Linked DNA regions of Homo sapiens: regions 1 and 3 are each linked to region 2. Evidence: read pairs that join two places in POLR2A ChIA-PET (ENCODE). Cell type or tissue: MCF 10A. All regions are shown on one strand. Each heading gives the region's core, and the rest is flanking DNA. Links, peaks and the distances in the headings are about the cores only. Region 1 has its middle 76 kb from the start of PTPN1. Region 2 holds the start of LINC01271 (long intergenic non-protein coding RNA 1271). Region 3 has its middle 94 kb from the start of PTPN1.

Region 1 (6,941 bases), core at 628-5,627, 110 kb before region 2:
AATGGAGAGAAAGGTACAGAGATGTTTTACCTACCCCCTCCCCCGACACAGGCACAGCCTCCACTATTATCAACATTGCCCACCAGGGTGGTACATTTGATACAATTGATGAACTACATGGATGCATCATTGTCACTCAAGGTCCATAATTTGCTTTAGGGCTCACTCTTGGTGTTGTACATCCTATGGGTTTGGACAAATGTGTAATGACAGGAATCCACCATTGTCATCATATCACTGCCCTAGAAAGTCCTCTATGCCCTACCTAGACATCTCTTCCTCCCTCTCACTCCCGGAAGCCACCTATCTTTTTATTGTCTCCATGGTTTTGCATTTTCCAGATCTGATATTTTTTATGGCGTCTTTTTGCAGTAGCCATTGGCTTCTGCTATCCCACCAGCAGCCACTCTGAATGGTCGATGCCCAGGCCAGTCTGGTTAAATATTTTGAATACTATTCCTGGAAATATCCGTTTCTTTACATACTGATGATAAATTCTAATTTTACAAAAACGTCACGCAGGCCAAATCAAACATTCTACAGGCTGCATTTGGCCCATGGGCCACCAGTTTGAGACATCAGATGTGGGAATTAAGAAAGAAGCTGGAGTCTAGAAGTCCTATTTCAGCTCTGCCACTTCCTAGCTGTGTGACCTTGGGCGGGTCACTTTGCCTCTCTGAGCCTGTCAAGTGAAGGCCTTGAGCATGGGATTACGGGGACGTGATTATTAGCGCTTCCTCAGCGCCAATCTGAGGCCTGATGTCGTGGCATATTCAGAAGCCTCCCAGGATGGCAGTATGCCCTACAAACCAAAACATACAAGACTTGCTCTTATAAAATTAGGAGGCAACAACAACAAAACATCAAAAAATCCCCAGAAACATACAGGTTCTTAGGCTAGAGAGAAACGAGAGATCGGCAGATTGAGACTTGCTGCCTGCTTGCCTGGGCAAAGGGAGAACCAATTTCTCTACATCTCAGAAACCCTCTGTTACTTTAGTCTCCTTGACAAGGACCAGCGCTGACCCAGGGTCAGGAGCCCAGCTCCGGAGCCAGGCAGTCTGGGATCTAATCCCAGTTCTGCCAAGTACTAGCTGTGTGGCCTTGGGTGAAAAACTTAACCTGTCTGTGTTTTACAGCCTCAGGGCTGCTGTTCATGTCATGGTCTGTGTGATTGGGGCCCCCTGGAGCTGGGCAGTGCATGGCTATTCCTGGTGGCTCTGAGGTCCTTGTCCAGGAAGTGGGAATAATGTCTGTGAGGATTAAATGAGTGAACGCATACAATATGCTTGAGGCAGTGCTTGGCACAAGGCAATGGCTGACTGGGCAGAGTGGTGTTTGTTCTGCTCTGTGCCACACGTGTTGCCTGCACCCGGCACTGCTGGGCTGCAAGTGTCCCACTTTAAAGAAGAGAACACTGAGGCTCAGAGAAGAAAATCATGGTTCAGAGAGGGTCAGTAACTTACCCAGGGTCACCCGGCTAGTAAATGGCAGGTAACAACAACAGCAAAAACAAGAACACAAAAGCGATCATGTAACAAGACGGGAAACAGCTAATACCAACTTGGCACCGCTAGCTGCCACGTGCTGGGTCCACGGCTTTAAGCACATGACCTCGGAGTCTGGCTCCAACATCCGTGCTCTGCTCCTCTCAGCCTGCCCTAGGTGGGCGCATCTCCCGCTGCCCTAAACTCCACTTGGAACCTGAGAGAGGGTCGGCTCCGGCAGGCCCGTGAGCACGAGCATGGCTCTCTGAGTCTAGCTCTTCGGGTTCATGGATCGCTTCCCAGTGGGACACCCTGGCCCTGTGACCAGAGCCTCACCCCTCACTCCCCTTTTATCCTTGGATTTCAAAGCACTTTACACTCACACACTAATTAGAGAAGACACCTTCCTGTGCTCCAGAGAGGCAGGTATTTTTAATTAACTGCTCTTGCGAGTCTGCAGGGCATGGGGCTGCAAACTCTAATTCTAGGATATTGGCTCACAGAATGCGATCCAGGGCGTCTTTGACTGCCACTTCCTCAGAGGCCCTCCCGGACTACCTGATCCAAAGTCGACCCCCCACCCTCATCTCATGCACCTGCCCGGTTCCTGGGTACTACCTGTGTCACGGTTTTGTTTTTGTTTTTTGAGACAGGGTCTTTCTCTGTTGCAGTGGTGCAGTCTTGCTCACTGCAACCTCTGCCTCCCAGGCTCAAGTGGTCCTCTGGCCTCGGCCTCCCATCTCAGCCTCCTGAGTAGCTGGGATTACAGGCATGAGCCACCATGCCTGGCCTTTTTTTTTTTTTTTTAATGTGTATTTATTTGCATATTGACTTACAATAATAACAGCAGCTATATTTATAGAACAGCCACTGTGTGCTGGGCCTGCACTCTGATCATATTATCCTCCTGGGGCACAGAGAGGTTAAGGAACATCTTCAAGGTCACACAGCAGGTGAGGAAGCTGTATTTTTTTTGGCTCGCTTGTTCACTTGTGTGTGCTTAGTGTTTGTCTTCCACAGGAGAAAGTCTCTTGTTCATTGCTGTGTCATTGCAGTGCCTAGAACAGTGCCTGGCACCTAGTAGGCACTCAATAAATACTTGTCGATGGGGTGAATTTGGAATCCTGCACTCAGCTTGCGTCAGAGCCCAAGTCTTTGTGTAAACATAGACAACTCCTTCTGTGCCTCAGGGAGAAGGAAAACCACAACGTGGCTCTTTCCTAATTCTCTGCTCTTTTACACCTCCAGCTTTTGCTCAAGTGACTTCCTTTGCTTGCTTTCTCCTTTTCCATTGTTTAGCTCAGAGGTCAGTAAACTATGGCCTGGGGGCCAAATCTGGCTCAGCGTGTGGTTTTTGTCAATAAAGTTTTATTGGAACACAGCCACATCTATTTCAGTTTTATCTATGGCTGCTTTAGATCTGTAATCATAGTTGTGACAGGAACTCATGAAGCATAAATATTTACTATCTAGCCCTTTACAGAAAAGGTTTTTGACCCTGCTCTAGCTGACTTTACCCTTTAAGAATGAGTGAAAAGGCCTCCTCCTCCAGGAAGGATTCTGTGATTTCCCAGGCTGGGTTAAGGGGTCTTGTTAGGAGTTCCCATAGCCCTATGTTTCCCTCTAACATGGAGTTTCTCTCACCTCTAGGAGCCTGTCTAGACATCTTTCCCTGATCGCCCAACCCCCTCCCCTCATGAAATTTTTTTAATTGACAAAAACTTGCATATATTTTTTAACTGGACAAATAAAAATTGTATATATTTATTTGCATAAATTTATAACTTTTGGTGGGGTGTGGTGGCTCACATCTAGTAACCCCAGCACTTTGGGAGGCCGAGGCGGGTGGATCACCTGAGGTCAGGAGTTCGAGACCAGCCTGGCCAACATGGAGAAACGCTGTCTCAGCACACACACACACACACACACACACACACACACACACAAATGAAGAATTCCCTGACAGGTATCTAACTGTGACCCTCCTGCCATGACATCCTGGGGTCAAAAACTCAAAAGGCTTTAGGAGCCCGGTAGGAAATGCAAATGGAGTGGGACCAATTCTACTGTGGCCCTGCAGGGGAGGGGAGGGGAGGCTTGAGCGTCCAGCTGGAGCCTTTTTCTGACTGCTGGGAGGGACAAAACACGAGCCCGGAACTGGGAGGCCGAGAGATAAAACCTGGCTCCATCCCAGCACTTCATATAGAACCCACTAGGTGACTGGGCCTGGCTTTGGCTGTTGTCAGACTAGTGGTGGCGGCGGGGTGGTGGCGGTTAAATTTTCTATGGGAGGACACATTGTCATACAATTGGCATAGCTGCTCCCTTCTTTCTTGAACTCAGGAAATTATAGCTCTGTGCTAATGGTGATCACATTGGTAGAGGGTGATTAATTAAATTATTAACAACAAAAAGGAGCTACTCTGAATGTCTTTTCTGATCTCTTTTGGTGGGAAATCCAGGGAATTCTTCACTTATTGTGTATGTGTATGTGTGTGTGTGTTCATGCCAAGTGTGTTTCTACACAGCATCTCAGTGGCGTATTCTGGAAAGCAAGCATCAACAGTGTACTGTAAGAGGAGGCTGTGCAAGGGCAACTGAAACTTTGGGACTAAATGTTGGCCCACTCTTTGGTGAGTGTCTGTCCTCCCCACCAGATTGGGAGCTCCAGGGGCACAGCAACTTGCCTGCTTTGTTCTCCATGTATCCGTGAGCTGGACACATAATAGGTTCAAAAATATTAAGGAAAACCTTCGGCTACAGCTGGCTTGTCCCCTGCACAGTCCTGGTGTGTCCTCTGGGATCCTCTGGACATTTCCATGTGCTCTTCCCTCTGCCTGAGTAGCTCTTCCTGTCCCTTTGGCTCAGTTAATACCCCATCTCCATTCATATCTCAGCTCCATGTCACCTCCTCAGGGAAGCCTTCCCTGATTTTCCAGACAAGGTTGGGTCCCCCTGTTAAATGTCTTTCTATGATTCATTCATTCATTTTCCCTCTCATCACTTAAACATTGAATGACTTCTCCAGCAAACAGCCATAGGGCTCCTACTCTGTTCCAGGTTTTGTTCCAGGCACCGGGGACACAGCCTCTGCTCATATTCACAGAGCCCATCTTTGGGGATCATTCAACACATAAGTAAGCAATATAACTTCCGGCTGTGATATGGGCTATGAAGTCAATATACCAGGGTGACATGGTTAGAAAGTGACTGGTGGGAGGTGGTGGGGGATGGGTGCTGAGGTGACCCCATGAGGAGGTGACATGTGAACCAAGATTTGAACTAGAAGGAGGAGCCGGCCATGGGGAGATCTAGGGAAAAGCATCTGAGGAGAGGGAATAGCAAGTGCAAAGGTCCTGAAGCAGGAACACGTACAGCACAACTGAGAAACAGCCAGCAGCCCATTATGGCTGGAGCAGGATGGGGAGAGGTGAGCACAGGAAAGGGAAGGGGTGGCAGATGGTTCAGGACCTAGAGGACCTGAATTTTGGCCTGGGAGGGGAGGGTGGCCTATGGAGAGTTTTTAAAAATTTATTTTTATTTATTTATTTATTTATTTATTTATTTATTTTTTGAGACAGAGTCTCACTCTGTTGCCCAGGCTGGAGTGCAGTGGCACGATCTCGACTCACTGAAACCTCTGCCTCCCAGGTTCAAGTGATTCTCCTGCCTCAGCCTCCTGAGTAGCTGGGATTACAGGCACATGTCACCACGCCTGGCTAATTTTTGTATTTTTAGTAGAGACAGGGTTTCACCATGTTGGCCAGGCAGGTCCCGAACTCCTGACCTCAGGTCTCCCAAAGTGCTGGGATTACAGGCATAAGTCACCATGCCCTGCCTGAAGGGTTTTATTTATTTGTTTGTTTGTTTGAGATGGAGTCTTGCTCTGTCACCCAGGCTGGAGTATAGTGGCACGATCTCAGCTCACTGCAACCTCTGCCTCCCAGGTTCAAGCGATTCTCCTACCTCAGCCTCCTGAGTAGCTGGGACTACAGGTGTGCACCACCACACCCGGCTAATTTTTGTATTTTAAGTAGAGATGGGGTTTCACCATGTTGGCCAGGCTGGTCTCAAACTCCTGACCTCAGGTGATCCGCCCACCCTGGCCTCCCAAAGTGCTGGGATTACAGGCGTGAGCCGTCATGCTCAGCCCATTGGAGGGTTTTAACAACAAGGTTCTCTGTTGCTTCACAGTCTCAGCCTTCTCCCCATTTGCAATTCTGCGTCTGTGTGACTGAGTGGTGTTGGGCTTTCCATCTGATTGTGAGTTGCTAGAGGGGGCAGCCACATTCATCCTGATCTGCAAATATCTGTGTCTGCCTCTTAGACTGTGTTGGTCTTAGGCTGGGTGCCCCCAGAAGCAGACACCGAGGCAAGGATTCAAGTGATTTGTTTGGGTGGTAGTCTTAGGAAGTAAGGGAGTAAGGGAGTGGGGACATGAGACACAGATGAGAAGACACACACAGGGGACATTTTTGAGCAAGTTACTGGTCTGGGCAACTGGGGCTCGATTCCACTGGGGAACTCTGGGAGCCAGTGTAAACATGCCTCCAGGCTATTTCCACCAAGGGGCAAGGAAACCGGCGTCTTCCTCCATCACCTCCTGTCAGTGGTTGGTTAAGGGCAGCTGCCAGGGGCATGATCTCTCAGGTACTCCGCTTGTCCTGCATGGGCTCAGTGGGGTGTGGTGGCCAGAGAAAGCCCTTGGCAAAAAGATGGAGGTGCTGGCGGCCTGAAGCCTAGGCCAGTGAACAGGACTGGTGGGTGCAGAGGGGCGTGGCTGCCGCGGCCACAGGGTGCAGTCTGTACTTCAGTAAATGAGCCACTGCTCACCAACAGAACAGCCTCTGGATGCGGATCAGGCCCAGGCGCCACTCCCTCTTGAATTTTTCACAAATCCCGGGAGTTCCTCAGGGGGTTACCTTTCGCTTCAGTCTCTTGGTTTTGTGTGGCTGAGATGGAAGGTTCTGGAAGCCTGGCCTGCCATCCTAGAAGGCTGGGGCTCACCACCTCCTGGGAATTGAGGGAGGAGAAATTTGGAAGTAGTTCCCTCAACAGTCCCCGCTCTTGTCTCACATGGACGGATAGACAGACAGATGGGCAGCTCTGATGGTGTGGGCCCTGCATTCCAGGAGCAAAACCCTTCTCTCCCTCCCCCACCGGGGAGAACTGGACCGTATTCAGATGGCACCATGCCCTCCACCCACCACCCGGAAACTGGCCTTGCTGGCAACGGGTGGGTGGGGAGGAAGGCTGAACTGTTGGGGCTTGTTCCCGGCCTCGGGAGCGGGGCAGGCGGCAGGGGTGAGTTGCAGGGATGGGCTGAGGTTAGAGATTCCTCTTGATGAAAATCCCTTGCCCCACAAATGGGCCTGTGTGGACAGAGAGGGCGAGTGATAGGAAGATGCGGTGAGGGCAGAGAGACGCCTTCCAGGGGAAGAAATCAGAGAATCC
Region 2 (6,941 bases), core at 672-5,671:
ACAGAAACATTTTACCAACCTCAGCAGCAAGTAATAAAAAACACATAAGTTATAATTTTGTAGTATTTTTAGAGATATAAAGTACAAGAACAATTATTTTTTTAAAACTGTCTGGCAGATCATGTATGGCTGGATCTGAGTTAAATGCATAGAAAGTGCATTCCACTGAATAACATGATCAAGAGTAAGACTTTAGGCCCAGATAATTAATTTTTACAAATTCTCAGCAAGTTGCTTCATGTCTCCAACCTCAGTTTTCTCATCTGTAAAACAGGGATGATGTTTAGTTCTGACCTCATAGGGTACAGGTAAAGAAGGCTCTTAGAACAGTGCCGGGCACATAGTAAGTACCATGTAATTATTTGTTATTATTATCATTATTATTGCACAGAGACAGGTCTAGATCAGTGTCATGGCTGTGCTACTTCTCAGACATGCGAACCTGGACACACAGCTTCCTCTTCCCCAGCCTCAGTCTCCCTACCCATAAATTGGTGCCATAATGGTTGCCATCACCTGGAGTTGCTGTGAGGGCCCCTTGGCACAGCATCTGGCACACAGTAGGCACCCAACACAGATGAGCTGTTACTGCCAGCATTCCCATCACTCTGACTCAAAGCTCTGCACTGTCTGGAACTCAGTCTCACCCCTCCTCTGTAAGGCAGGCCATGACTCCGGACCCGCCGTGTACCAGCACTAACTGTTTTCTACCCAGTGATTGTTTATTTAACTGTCCTCCTAAAGTAACTCCTCAGCCATCAAAGGGCTGTTTACAAAGCCCACAATTAGCCTTCTTGGAACAACAAATAAACAGAAACCTAATTAGGCATGTTTCTCCTGGCTCAAGGCACGGCAACCCCAAGGCTTGGGCATCACAGCTGTCATTCAAATAGACATTTGTGGGCTGTATGGATGAATGGATGTGTAGATGGATGTGAGGATGAGTGGGTGGGTGGGCGGATGAATGGATGGATGGATGTGTGGGTGGATGAGTGGATGGATGAATGGGTGGGCGGACGGTTGGATGGATGGATTGGAGGTTGGAAGGAAGGAGAGGTGGATAGATGATATTTGAACTGATGGACAGATGGATGAATGGAAGGTTGAATAGATAGAAGGCAGGAGGAATAGAAGAATGGATGGGTGGATGAATAGAAGGACAGGTGGAGGGAAGTCTTGATGGGTGGAGGGATGGCTGAGAGTTGGATGGAAAGGATAGATGGAATAATGGAAGGACAGATGGAGAGATGTTTGGATGGCGGATGAATGTGTGGATGAGTAGGTAGGTGGAGGTATGGGTAAAGGAATGAAAAGATGGACTGGTGAGTTCAGGTTAGTGGAAGGCCAGAGGGAGAGGGTGATGTGAACTGAGGCTCCAGGCTTTTTCCTGCGTCTCCTTCCCACCCTGCCCTGTTCTTCACTGAGATGCTGTGTCACCACCCAGTAGAAGGGACTCTGACCGTGTGGCATCAGAACAATCCTGGGTTTGAATTCGCTCCTACCATGTTCTGCCTCTGTGGCCTTGAGCAAGTCCTGCCACCCTGAGCCTTAGTCTCCTCCTCTGTAAAACGGATGTTTGTACTGTCCCCACTTCACAGTGTGGCTGGCAGGGTGAATGGGTTAAGTGCCCACGCCATGGTCCCTGCCCTACCTGTGTGAATTCCTGTTTGGTGGCTGCCCAGAGCAGGGGCTGGCATCACTTGGGGCTGGGCAATGTTGGTAGACTGCCCAGACCCTCTGCTCTGAGCTCCACTCCAATGGAGGGAACAAGCACCAGCCTGTGCTGCGGCAGGGCCCTCCCTCTGGGAGGTTCTTCCCCTGGAGAGAGGGGGCTGGCCTCTGCCTGGGGAGACTTAAAATCCCACTGTGGGGACGGGCACTGGAACAGAGCCCAGGACCTGGCTCCCCTCCCTCCCAGCTCCCTGCGTTCCAGCCTCGGGGGCCTCCACTCGGTTCTCAGAGCTGGGGGTGAGAATGCGACTCAATGTCCAGCTGCCTAGATTCACATCCCTTCCTCCCACTGGCTGGCTGGTAGCCTTGGGCTGGATACTGACCACTCTGTGCCTTGGGAAATGAGAGTTCCTACCTCATAGGACTATTGTGAGGATTGAATGAGTTAAAATGTGAAGTGTTTAGCACAGTGCCTGGCACACAGTGAGCATGGCTAGCTGCTATTATTCTTGTATAACAGTTGTTTTCATTACTGTTGCTGGTATTATTATCATTATTTTACCTCTCCCATATCCTTTTCCCCTTCTGGCCAGAGGGCATTTGATGTTTCCTAGCAGGAGATGGCCCTCAAACTGGGCCTTGAAGGAACAGAAAGGCCCCCAGAGGCAGAAGAAGGCACCCCTCGGGAAGACTCCGCCTGGGGCAGCTCCCACAGCAGAAGGCCAAGAGGTTCTGGCCAGAGGGAGGCGTGGCTCCCAGCGCAGGGGCGGGATAGAGAGAGGTGAGTCAGTGTCTGGCCCAGCCAGGCCCTCACAGCCACAGCTCTGCTTCCCATCAAGGGGCGGAGCAGCTGCGGCTCCCCTCTGGCCAGGGCTGGGGGTCTGAGTCAGCTGGAGTCAGGTAAGCAGAGGAGGATGTGGGGCTTTCCCACCCGCAGCCTGGAAGCCCGTGTGTGCAGGGCAGGGCTGCCTCCCACGGCAGGGGCAGGCAGAGGCCTCTGCGCCAGGTACAGCCTAGGTACCGCCTACCCCCATGGCTGACCCTGGGCCCCAAATCCAGCGGGAGGCCTGGGAGCATCTTCTCCGCCTGAGTCACCGGGCTGGGCCCAGGACCCCAGCCAAGGGCTTTGCCTCTGGGAAGAAAAGAGCTTTGGAGTCCAGCAAAACCTGGGAAGCAGGGGGAAGCTTCCCTAGCAGGTGCTATTTGAGCAGAGGCCTGGAGGAGGTGAGGAAGTGAGCAGCGGGCCGTGTGGGGTAATGGGTGCTCCAGGAAACCAGAACGGCAGATGCGAGGTTCTGAGGTGGAGCCTGGAGTGTCGGAGCAACAACAAGGAGACTGTCGTAGGGATGAGGCCTTGGGGAGGAGGAACAGAGAGCAGAGAGGACCTGGGGCATGTCCCACAGTGGATGAGCCACGGGAAGGACTTTGGCTTTTCCTCTAAGCAAGGTGAGAGCTGTGGGAAGTTTCCAGGCAGAGAAGGGACGAGATCTGACTTAGATTCTCACGGGATCTCTCTGGCTGCATGTGGGGAATGGATTGGAGGTGGAGGATTCAGGACAGAAGCCAGGAAACCAGGGAGGAGGAGACCACAATAGTCCAGGTAAGCCATGCAGGGTCTGGACCAGGGTGGGGACCGTGGAGGTGAGAGAAGAGGTGGAATTCTGGGAGTTCCTCTGCACGTCAGCCAACCCGCCCTTCTTGGGTGCCTACTGTGTGTGAGTTCTGTACAGCAACATGATACAGAGATCACAAAGGCTGAGCCCTTGCCCACAGTGTAGGAGACAGGAGGAAAAGGAATGCAACTGTGATGTGATCAGTGTCAGACTGAAGTGTGAATGAAGGGCAGCTACATCTCCCCAGGTTCTGTCCTAAAACTTTCTATGTAGGAGCTCAACCTAGTGAGATAAGAGCTATCATAAGCCCCCATTTTCCAGATAAGGAAACTGAGGCCCTCTTAGTCAAACAATATGTCTAAGTTAAGAGACTCCTCCCACTAGTAAGTGGCAAGACTGGGATTCACAACCGGGTCTGAAGGGCTGCAGGACTGACCCCGCCTGACCACCTGTGTAATCAGGAAGGGCTTCCCGTAGAGGTGAGGCTTGAGCTGGGTTCCCAGGGATGCATAGGATTCCGTCAGTGAGCAGAGGGCCTTCCAGGCCTGAGCAAGGTATAAGCCAATGTGTGTTCAAGACACACAAGCCCCACGTGGAGTTTCTCCCTCCCCTTGGCATCACAGGGAGGACGAAAGGGAGCTGGAAAGCCTCACCTACAGTGTTAACTGATGGAATTTCACGCCGGGTCCCTGTACCTTGCAGCTACCTCTGGCCCCATCCATGGTCCCAGGCTCACGATGGGTGAGAATCATCCCCTTAGCCACTGTCTCCCACACGTCACTTAAAAGCCATCTTTAAAGCCATTCATACCTTTTCTTAAGTAAATTGATTTTTTGGTTTACTCCACTGGTTTTTTAAAAAAATAACTTACTGAGACGAAGTTCACATAGCATCATATTAAGCATTTTAAAGTGAACATTTCGGTGGCATTTTTGCATTGTGTTCTGCAACCATCACCTCTAGCTAATCACAAAACATTTTCATCACCCCAAAAGGAGACCCTGTGACCATAAAGCAGCCGCTCCCCATTCCCCTAACAACCACCATTCTTCACTGGTCTCAATGGATGTACCTATTTTGGAGATTTCCTGGAAAGGGAATCATACAATATGTGACCTTCTGGCCAGGCATGGTGGCCCACGCCTGTAGTCCCAGCACTTTGGGAGACTGAGGCGGAAGGATTTCTTCAGCCCAGGAGTTTGAGACCAGCCTGTGCAAAATAGGGAGACCCTGCCTCTACAAAAAATACAAAAATTAGCCAGGTGTGGTGGCACGCACCTGTAGTACCAGCTACTGGGGAGGCTGAGGTGAGAGAATCATTGAGCCTGGGAGGCAGATGTTGCAATGAGCCGAGATCACACCACTGCACTCCAGCCTGGGCAACAGAGCAAGAACCTGTCTCAAAAAAAAAAAAAAAAAAAAAAAAAGACCTCTGTGTCTGGCTTTTTTCACTTAGCATCATGTTTTGGAGGTTCATTCTCATTGTAATATGGATTAGAAAAAATTATTTTAAAAGGAAAATTTGTGTTACTATCAGAAGGAGGAAACAACTTTTCATTTCTGTAAAGAGAAAGTAACCTTAAAACAACAATCACAAAAGAACGTTACCAAATTCTTGCTCCATTCTCCTGCCTGCTGAAGGCCCTGAGCTTAAGGCCAGCTCTGCCTCATAAAGGGAGACGAGCAAACGTGGGAGAGGTATTCAAGTCCAGCCGCGCCCGCCTGAGACTTTCTCCTTGGGTTAATCAGAAGAATCAAAGAGAAGTGCAAAAGGAGGAATGGTGACAACTGTGGTCTAACCCATCTTGCGTGGGAGGCTCTGATATTTCCAGAGCAGAGCGGGGGTGAGTGCAGCTCATGACAGTGAGTGTCCCTGGTGCCATGGCTGGTAGGTTAGAGGGGAGGGCTGCAGATGGGGAGCCTGTTGGAAGCTTCTTCACCAGCCCAGACATAACATAATCCAGAGAATCCCATGCCTGCCAATCTCTTCCCTTTTCTAAATCCTTTCACATCTATGAGTGGAGGTAGGCCAGGTGATAGCCGGGTTAATTCCTGGATGCTATTCTGTTCCCGTGATGTATTTGTCCACTTAGATGCCAATACCAAACTGTTTTATTTCTATGCCTTTGTCATATATTCTAATGTCTGGACGGACAAGTCCTCTCTCTTAGTTCTTCTTTCAGCATTGCTTTGACTATTTTTGCACATTTACTCTTTTATGTGACTTGAGAACATCCCCTTTTAACAGACAGGCCCAGAGATGTTAAGGGACAAACCCCAAGTCACACAGGGCTTCTGCCTCCAAGCCTCATGGCCCATTTCCAGGACTCCCAGGGGTCCTGGGCAGTGTTAGGAGTGAGCATGAGCCTGGCATGCTGGGAGGAAAGGGAGAGTGTTTTCACCGCCCCAAACACGCCATTCTTGTGGGTCGTGAAGAACACTGTTTGCCTATTAAAGGCTTTGGACGCCTTGAAAAATAGCAGCATTTGCCATGTTCACATTTCACCTGCAGGTATTACCTACTCTTTCCATCAATTCGCTTTTTAAATGTTTGCGAAAACTTAATTTTAAATGAACTCATTTTATCCTGGCTTTAAATGAGGAACCAGTGTTGACTGTGAGGCCTTTGTTGTCTGTGCCCTGCCCATACCTCCTCTCCCTTTTCTCCGGTGAACACAGACAGGATTCCACCTGCAGCACCTGTCCCCTTCACCTGTGAGCTTTGCTCATGGGGCAGGCTGGATGTGCTGGGAACTAACACTCCAAGCGGCAGCTGTCAAGCAATGATAGGCAGGAGCTGACATGTCCCTTCCCCAGCTCCCTGACCACCCGATCTCCGCCCCTGGGGGGCTAACTCCGTTACTACATGGGCTCCCAGCGTGCCACAGCAGGACCGAGCCCCAGCTGCCTAAGTGGTTACTGGCTTGGTAGCGCTCTTGAGATTGGCAGCCCTTCCTCCCTGATCTCACTTCCCTACCAGTGCTTTCTGGAGGCATCTCCCAAATAGGCTACTTGCCTTCAGTTTATTCTGTTAAGGTCTGCTTGCAGGCACCCAATCTAAGGCACTTGCTGCAAATGGAAGACAATTGGTGAAATATACAAAAAAGTGAAACAAAGCCAGCTACTATTGCCGATGACGGCTTGTACTTGGGATCTGCTCTGTTTCTTCCGAAGAAAAAGCAGGTGGTAGGAAGGTGCTCAAGACACACAAGCCCCACGTGGAGTTTCTCCCTCCCCTTGGCATCACAGGGAGGACGAAAGGGAGCTGGAAAGCCTCACTTACAGTGTTAACTGATGGAATTTCACGCCGGGTCCCTATACCTTGCAGTTACCTTTAGCCCCATCCATGGCCCCAGGCTCACGAGGTCCTGAGAACAACTTTCCACAGGCCAACTCCAAGGACAATGGAAAGTCCCTTAGCCTGGGCAGCTGACAAGACACAGGCCTGGCTGGACCCAGTGGGCATCCCTCAGTACCCACCCAGGAGGGGCCCACAGGACAACTAGCCTGACGCATGGGCAGATAGATGGGTTCAACTTTGCCGTGAGTGCATCTGGAGAAGGGAGAGCTCATGAGCTCATTCATTCATTCACTCATAGATTCAACAAATTCTGATTGAGTACCGACTGTGTGCTGAACACTGTGCTAGGCACTGGG
Region 3 (6,941 bases), core at 1,053-6,052, 95 kb before region 2:
CTCCCACCCTCACCCTCCTACAGTCTATCCTCCCCACTGCATCACACTCAGTTCCTCTTGTCGCCAAAACAAATGACCACTAACTTAGTGGCTGAAAACAACACATATTTATCCTCTTAAAGTTCTGGAGGTGAGAAGTCGAAGTGTTGGTGGGACCACTTCCTTCTGGAGGCTCCAGGAGAGAATCTGTCTCCTTGTCTGTTTCAGCTTCTAGTGGATGCTCATGGCCCTTGGCTTATGGCCCCACCCTCCACTCTCAAAGCACATCACTGCAGTCTCTGTTTCTGTCATTCTCTCTCCTCTTTGCCTTCTCCTCCTCTGTAGGCAGGTCTCCATCTGCCTCGTGGTATAAGGACTCCTGTGATTAATTGGCCCCACCTGGGTGATCCAAGATAATCCTCCCATCTTCAGAGCCTTCACTGAATCACAGCTGCCAAGTTCCTTTTGCCACATAAAGTAACACTCACAGATTCGGGGAATTAAGACATGAACATCTTTGGAAGGCCACTATTCAGCTAACCAAAGCATTCAAGATGATCCTAATAGAACCTGAATCAGACCCTGTGCCTCCTCCTCAAAACCTTGCTATGGCTCCCACCTCCTACATGCAAAGCCCTTATAGTGGTCACATGGTATCACACATCTCTTCACTTGTGACTTCCCCATCTCATCTTCTTCTCTCCTGCCTCACTTGGCTCCAGTCACTGGCCTCCTGCTTGTACTTCAACACTCCAGGCAAACACTTGCGTCAGAGCCTTGGCACATGCTGTTCCCTATACCTGGGACTTTTCATTTCATTTCTTTTCTTTTCTTTTTCTTTTTTCTTTTTGAGACAGAGTCTTGCTCTGTTGCCCAGGCTGGAGTGCAGTGGTGTGATCTCGGCTCACTGCAACCTCTGCCTCCCGGGTTCAAGCGATTCTACTGCCTCAGCCTCCCGAGTAGCTGGGACTACAGGCGCCCGCCACCACGCCCGGCTAATTTTTGTATTTTTAGTAGAGATGGGTTTCACTATGTTGGCCAGGCTGGTCTCAAACTCCTGACCTTGTGATCCGCCTGCCTCGGCCTCCCAAAGTGCTGGGATTACAGGCGTGAGCCACCGTGCCAGGTCTTCTTTTCTTTTCTTCTCTTTTCTTTTTTCTCTTCTCTTCTTGTTCTCTTCCCTTTCCTGTTCCCCTTTCCTTTCCCCTTTCCTTTCCCCTTTTCCCTTTCTTCTCCTCTCCTCTCCTCCCCCCTCCCTTCCATCCCCTTTCCTTTCCTTTCCTTTTCCTTTCTTTCTTTTTTTTGAGACGGAGCTTTGCTCCGTCTCAAAAAAAAAGTGCTCAGAAGCTCAGAAGTGTCACCCAGGCTGGAGTGCAGTGGCACAATCTCAGCTCACTGCAACCTCTGCCTCCCAGGTTCAAGCAATTCTCCTGCTTCAACCTCCCAAGTAGCTGGGATTACAAGTGTGCGCCACCACGCCTGGCTAATTTTTGTATTTTTAGTAGAGAGGGGATTTCACCATGTTGGCCAGGCTGGTCTCGAACTCCTGACCTCAGGTGATCCACCTGCCTCAGCCTCCCAAAGTGTTGGGATTACAGATGTGAGCCACTGCACGTGCTCTGTTGCCTGGAACTTTTCATTCCTGCCTCTTCCTAAGACTGGACCTTTCTCTTCCTTTGGGTCTCATCTTCTCAGAGAGGCCCTGTTGGACATCACCCTCCCTAGAACGGCCCTTCTCCTGCCCCACAGTTGCATTTCACACAGTCAAAAGTGACCTTGGTTGTGTGTTTGTTTTCTTGTCTATCATCTGCCTTCCCCACCAGACTGTCACCTCCTAAAGACCCAGGAGGGGCTGGATCTGTCTGGTTCTCGGCTGTATCTCCAGCACCATGGACAGGGCCTGGCACTTAGTAGGTGCTCAGAAAATACTTGCTCCATGAATCCATATTTGGTTTATTTCAAATGTCCCTCAATGCTGCCATGAATAAAATATAAATTCATTTTAAGGCATTCGTACATTCCCAGTGACTTTGTGGCTTGATCTTTTTTTTCTGTCAATGACTAAGATGACCTTCATATATTGAGAGGATGCGAAGCATTGTCTGTACTGAGCAAGTGAGGACTCAGAAGGCCTCGAATGGAGGCAGGGGTGTCTTAATGCAGATTGGCAGTGGGGTCTTATGGAAGAGCAGGGCATGAAGTGGGCTTCTTGTGCAAGTGGCACCCTCTCTCTGTGCCTCAGTTTCCACATCTATAACATGGAGATTGTAACAGAACTTACCTTATAGTCCCACCCTCTCTCTGTGCCTCAGTTTCCACATTTATAACATGGAGATTGTAATAGAATTTACCTTATAGAAGGTTCTTAACTTTGGTGCTACTGACATTTGGAGCTGGATAATTCTCTGCTATGGGGGTTGTCTTGTGCACTGTAGGGCACTGAACAGCATCCCTGGCCTCCACCCATCAGATGCCAGTAACTTCTCTCCAGTTGTGACAACCCCAAATGTCCCCACATATAGCCTAATATCTCCTGTGGGGGCAAAATCACTCCCAGCCAAGGACTGCTCCCTGGTCAGATGATCCGGGCGCTTGTGTTGCCACCCGGCACAGGCTGCTGCTCAAGTTGTGCAGGGAATCGTAGCTGCTCTGTGGTTAAGTGGCTGCCTGGCCCTGCCACTCCTTAGCAGGTGGGCTTGGACCAGTGACTCCAGCTCTCTGAGCCTCAGCGTCTTCATCTGTAAAATGAGATAATGTTAGCACTTCATCTCTTGGGGCTGTCAGGAGGATTAAGTAGATTAATCCTGTGAAGCGCTCAGAAGCATGCCTGGCACACAGTGAGAATTTGAGGCCGAGGCTGAGGCTGATGAAGGCTTCTGGGAATAGTGGGAGCTAGAGAAAGGGATCTTTGCATCCTCACCTCAGCAAGTGCTACCTGAGGCCTCTGGCGTGTGTGCCCCTGCACTAATGGAGGACATGCGGGAACGGCTGCCCCCACCCAGACAGGCGGCTGGCTCAGTCCCTCAGCCCTGCCAGGCCATTTAACAATTAAGCGGCTGAGGGGTGACGAGGCTGGAAAGCCAGAAGTGACCAGGGTCTGGCCTTGCTTGGCTTTGGTGACGCGATGGCCTTGGGATCATGGCCTTCTTGAACCCATAAGCAGGGGGTTGGGCCCCAAGACAGGCAAGGCCAGGCCAAGGTCTGTGCTGGTGGCCTCAAGCTGAAGCCATGCAGGGACAGGAAGGGGGTTGTTCCAAGGCTACAGGGAAGGGAGTGCTGTGGAGCGAGAGTTTCTGTCCATGGGGGCGACCCCCATCCACTCACACTCTGGCATTCCATTTCCCACTTCCCAACTCTTTCTCAATTTTCACCTCCAATTTATTGAGCACTTACTACATGCAGGGCTCTGCCAAAGTACTTTACACAGATCTGACTCCTGTTCTCCCTCTCGCATCATGGAAAGGGGCTCTGTCCCCTCCCCAGATGAGCGAAGCCCTGTTACTCAGACTCCCATTGCACCAGGTAAGGAGTGGAGGCTCTCAGAGGTGAGTCAACAGCTCACAGGGGCAGAGTCAAAGCCCCAGCCCAGGTCTGGGGTCTCCCAAGCACCTGCCCTTAACCGCACAGCCCCTGCTAGGCCTCCTCTCTCTGTCATTTCCCCCCCAGCACCTCCACTTTCCTCTCTCTGGCTCTTGCTGTCTCTCTGGCTCTTGCTGTCTCTCCAGCTTTCCCTGAACATCTTCCTAGTTGTGTTTTTCTCCTTCTCTGTGTCTCTTTTCTGTCTGTTTCTCTTTTTCACTTTCTCGGTCTCTCTCCCTCCCTCTGTTTCCTTCTCTCTCCATCTGTTTGTGTTTCTCTTTCCCATCCCCTGTCTCTCGCTCTCTCTCTCTCACTCTGCCTGTTTCTCTCTCTCCCTTTCTCTCTCTCCTCCTCTGCCTGCCCGCCTCCCCTGGCCGCCCCGCCTTGCGGCTCTGTCTCTCTGCAGTCAGCCCTTGTCCCCACGCCAGCACATTATGTCCCTGGTCAGACCCTGACGTCAGGCGGGGCCTGGCGGGCGGCCATGGGACACTGCCGGGCAGGCGAGAGGGAGTGCTCGACTTCCCGGTCCCCACTGTAGTGGCCGCCTGCCCGCCGCCCGGCCTGGCCTACCCAGCCTGGCAGCAAAGCTTCACTTCTCCCGGCCTAGCTCAGCTGGCTGGAGAGTGGACCGCGCTTTGTGGCTGCCTTCCCTCTGAGCCTGGGGCTGCAGGCCACTCGCCTTTCCCTTCCCCTGCTTCGACCCCACAACCACAAAAGACTTGGTCCCAGAGGGTAGGCAGTATTGCATGGGGCCAAGTCTTGGCTGTGTGACAAGTCACCCAGCCCTCTCTGAGTCTCCTTGTAAAACAAAGCCATTGAGGCACCTGCTTCTCAGGTCTGCAGGGGGTGTCAACCCACAGTGGCTCACAGGACAACAGGAGCGAGGCCCCAGCAGGAATTCAGTGTCACTGCAGTGTCTAGGCCAGCAGTCTTCAAGGAGGGGAGGCTGGCAGAGATGGGGGATCTGAGTGTCACAGTGACAGGGGAACATGGCTGACGAGCAGGCAGGGATGTGCCATGGGGGACTGCCAGGCAGGACAGCCCCACCCACAACACAAACAGTGCCCTGCCGAGAAACCCTCCCCAAGCTCGGCTGGTCTCAGGTCCCATCAGAGCTTAAATAAGTGGTTTAAAAAAATGTCATATTTCTTGTTTGGTTTGTTTATTTTTTCCCCCTGATTTTCAAAGCAAAGTCGTTTCCTTGAAGGACATACCAAGGGTACTTGAGCTTTCTAGTTTAGAGACAGACTTTAGGATCTGATCAACGCGGGTCAAATCCGGCCGGGTGACCCTGGCCGGTGACTTTGTGCTCTGAGCCTCAGTTTCCTCATCTGTCAAATGAAAGTAAGGAATGAGAAGGTCATGGGGATGAAGCAAAAGCATGTTTGTAAAGCACCCAGAATGGGATCTTGCCCGTGGTAAATGGTCTATATTCGGTAGTCTTTTTTTCTCGTCTTTTTTTATTCTTCTTATTTTAAATATAGGAGACACAGAAAAGTACAAAGAAGAAAACTAAAAAGGTGACCCAGAGAGAACCACTCTAAGATGTGCACGGGAATTCAGCTCAGCTCGCGTATTTAAATTGAGATCCTACTGTTGTCTGTTTTTTCATTTTTCACGAAAATAAAACTTGACTCAAAGTTTCATTTTAAAATACCTTTGCTTATTACTATTATTTGAATACTTACATATTCAAAAGGTTCAAAAGGTATCCAGGGAGAAGTGAGGATACCTCCTACTCCAGCCTCTGTTGATTGGTTTCTTGTGTATTCTTCCTTCCCTGGGTCTAAGTCCTCTGCAGACCCGTGAGTTCCAGCTCTCCTGCTCCTATTCATTTTGAGTTTTTTTTTTATTCACTCGATTATAAATCATGACATTTATTTTAAAAAATCAGAACCTACAGACAATCAAAAGAAAGAGGAGCATAAGAAAAGTGGAATCAAGCCAGGTGTGGTAACGCATGCCTGTAATCCCAGCACTTTGAGAGGCTGAAACAGGAGGATTACTTGATCCCAGGAGTTCAAGATCAGCCTGGTCAACATAGCAAGACCTTCATCTCTACAAAATTAAAAAAAGAAAAAAAGAAGTTAGCCGGGTGTGCTGGTGCACGCCTGTGGTCCCAGCTACTCGGGAGGCTAAGGTGGGAGGATGGCTTGAGCCCAGGAGGTCGAGGCTGCAGTGAGCCATGATCATGCCACTGCACTCCAGCCTGGGTGACAGAGTAAGACCCCATCCCAAAAAACAAACAAAAAAGGAAAGTGGAATCTCCTGAAACCTTACTACCACTTTGACATTTTGGAGCACATCCTCGCAGGCTTTTTCCATCACTTGATGTGTGTGCACATTCTGGTAGCACCAGGTATCTTTCCTTAGTGCTGATCAAAGGTTTGGATGATATGTTTGTGTACTGATCTGATCGTCATCTGCCTTCCCCACTGTGCGGTCAGTTCCAGGAGGCAGGCAAGACCGCGTCTGGGTCTTCCACACCACATTAGGTCCATAATGAATATTTTCTGAATAAATGACTAGTGAATTTTCAAAAGGGATTGTACAATATATAATACTATCCTGTGGCCTATTTTTTCACTTAACGTATTGGGGACATCTTTCCACATCTCTGTGTGGCGAATCTCCATTTTTCATGTCTGCACAGAATCACCACAATAAACATCTTTTTGATGTTAGCCAGAAGCTTCTGCTGCCCCCAACTGGGAAGCTCTTTTTCTAATGCAGATCTGTTAACAAATTCCATATGACCCACCCACACCCCAGCCCTTTGGCCGGTTACTTTCAGGCTAACACTTCACTGGTTACATGGGCCCATTGTTTTCTGGGACAAGTCAAGATTTACTGTCTGTCCCTGACATCATGTTTTCCCAGAGAAGCTTAAGAGTGAAGAACTCATCCCTCCCTACCTCCTGTTTCCGCCAGTTAAGGGTTCTGTAGATTTGCTGAAGTTGGGAAACTTGGTGTAACCCTTGCCTCACTGACCGCCTCACCACAAAGGGCACACGCCAAGCTCATTCATTCCTGCCTCAGGGCCTTTGTGCCGGCTGCTCTCTCTGCCCAGAATACACTTCCCTCCCATATTTGCTCAGCTCACTCCCTTCCTACCGCAGATCTCTGCTTGAACATCACCTTCTCAGAGAGGCCTTCCTCAATTATTTTTCTAAATGAGCATCTCCAAATCACTTATCCAGTTTTACATTTCCTTGTAAAACATTTTACTTGGTATTGTATTAGATCAGATTATATGATGTTATGTTGTGTTGTGCTGTGTTATATGAATATTTTTGGCGTTTTAAAATGGATTGCCCATCTCCTTCACTCTGAAGACAGGGACTGGGACTTTCTTTTCTTTCCTGCAGTATCCGCAGCACCTA

The links. Peaks named below come from ENCODE experiments on the same cell type or tissue, not always from the same donor. Only the 100,000 strongest peaks of a DNase experiment are listed, where the experiment ranks them.
Region 1: POLR2A ChIA-PET joins it to region 2 with 11 read pairs; 7 of 35 experiments call an interaction of 5 or more read pairs at or near these places.
Region 3: POLR2A ChIA-PET joins it to region 2 with 21 read pairs; 6 of 35 experiments call an interaction of 5 or more read pairs at or near these places.

Annotation. Positions count from the first base shown.
Region 1 is chr20:50,430,633-50,437,573 of GRCh38, reverse strand. No RefSeq gene overlaps it. Among named protein-coding and RNA genes, the nearest start is that of PTPN1, 76 kb to the left of the region's middle. RefSeq lists a silencer at 1,648-1,942. In MCF 10A, for the core only: no CTCF peak of the experiment used is centred there; DNase peaks (open chromatin) are centred at 2,703 and 3,653.
Region 2 is chr20:50,317,029-50,323,969 of GRCh38, reverse strand. LINC01271 (long intergenic non-protein coding RNA 1271) reads left to right here and starts at 2,628. Exons shown (of 3, transcript NR_109950.1): 1 at 2,628-2,895. RefSeq lists enhancers at 1,291-1,875, 1,876-2,461, 2,462-3,046. In MCF 10A, for the core only: no CTCF peak of the experiment used is centred there; DNase peaks (open chromatin) are centred at 1,919 and 2,569.
Region 3 is chr20:50,412,848-50,419,788 of GRCh38, reverse strand. No RefSeq gene overlaps it. Among named protein-coding and RNA genes, the nearest start is that of PTPN1, 94 kb to the left of the region's middle. RefSeq lists silencers at 1,730-1,930, 6,363-6,657. In MCF 10A, for the core only: no CTCF peak of the experiment used is centred there; a DNase peak (open chromatin) is centred at 3,988.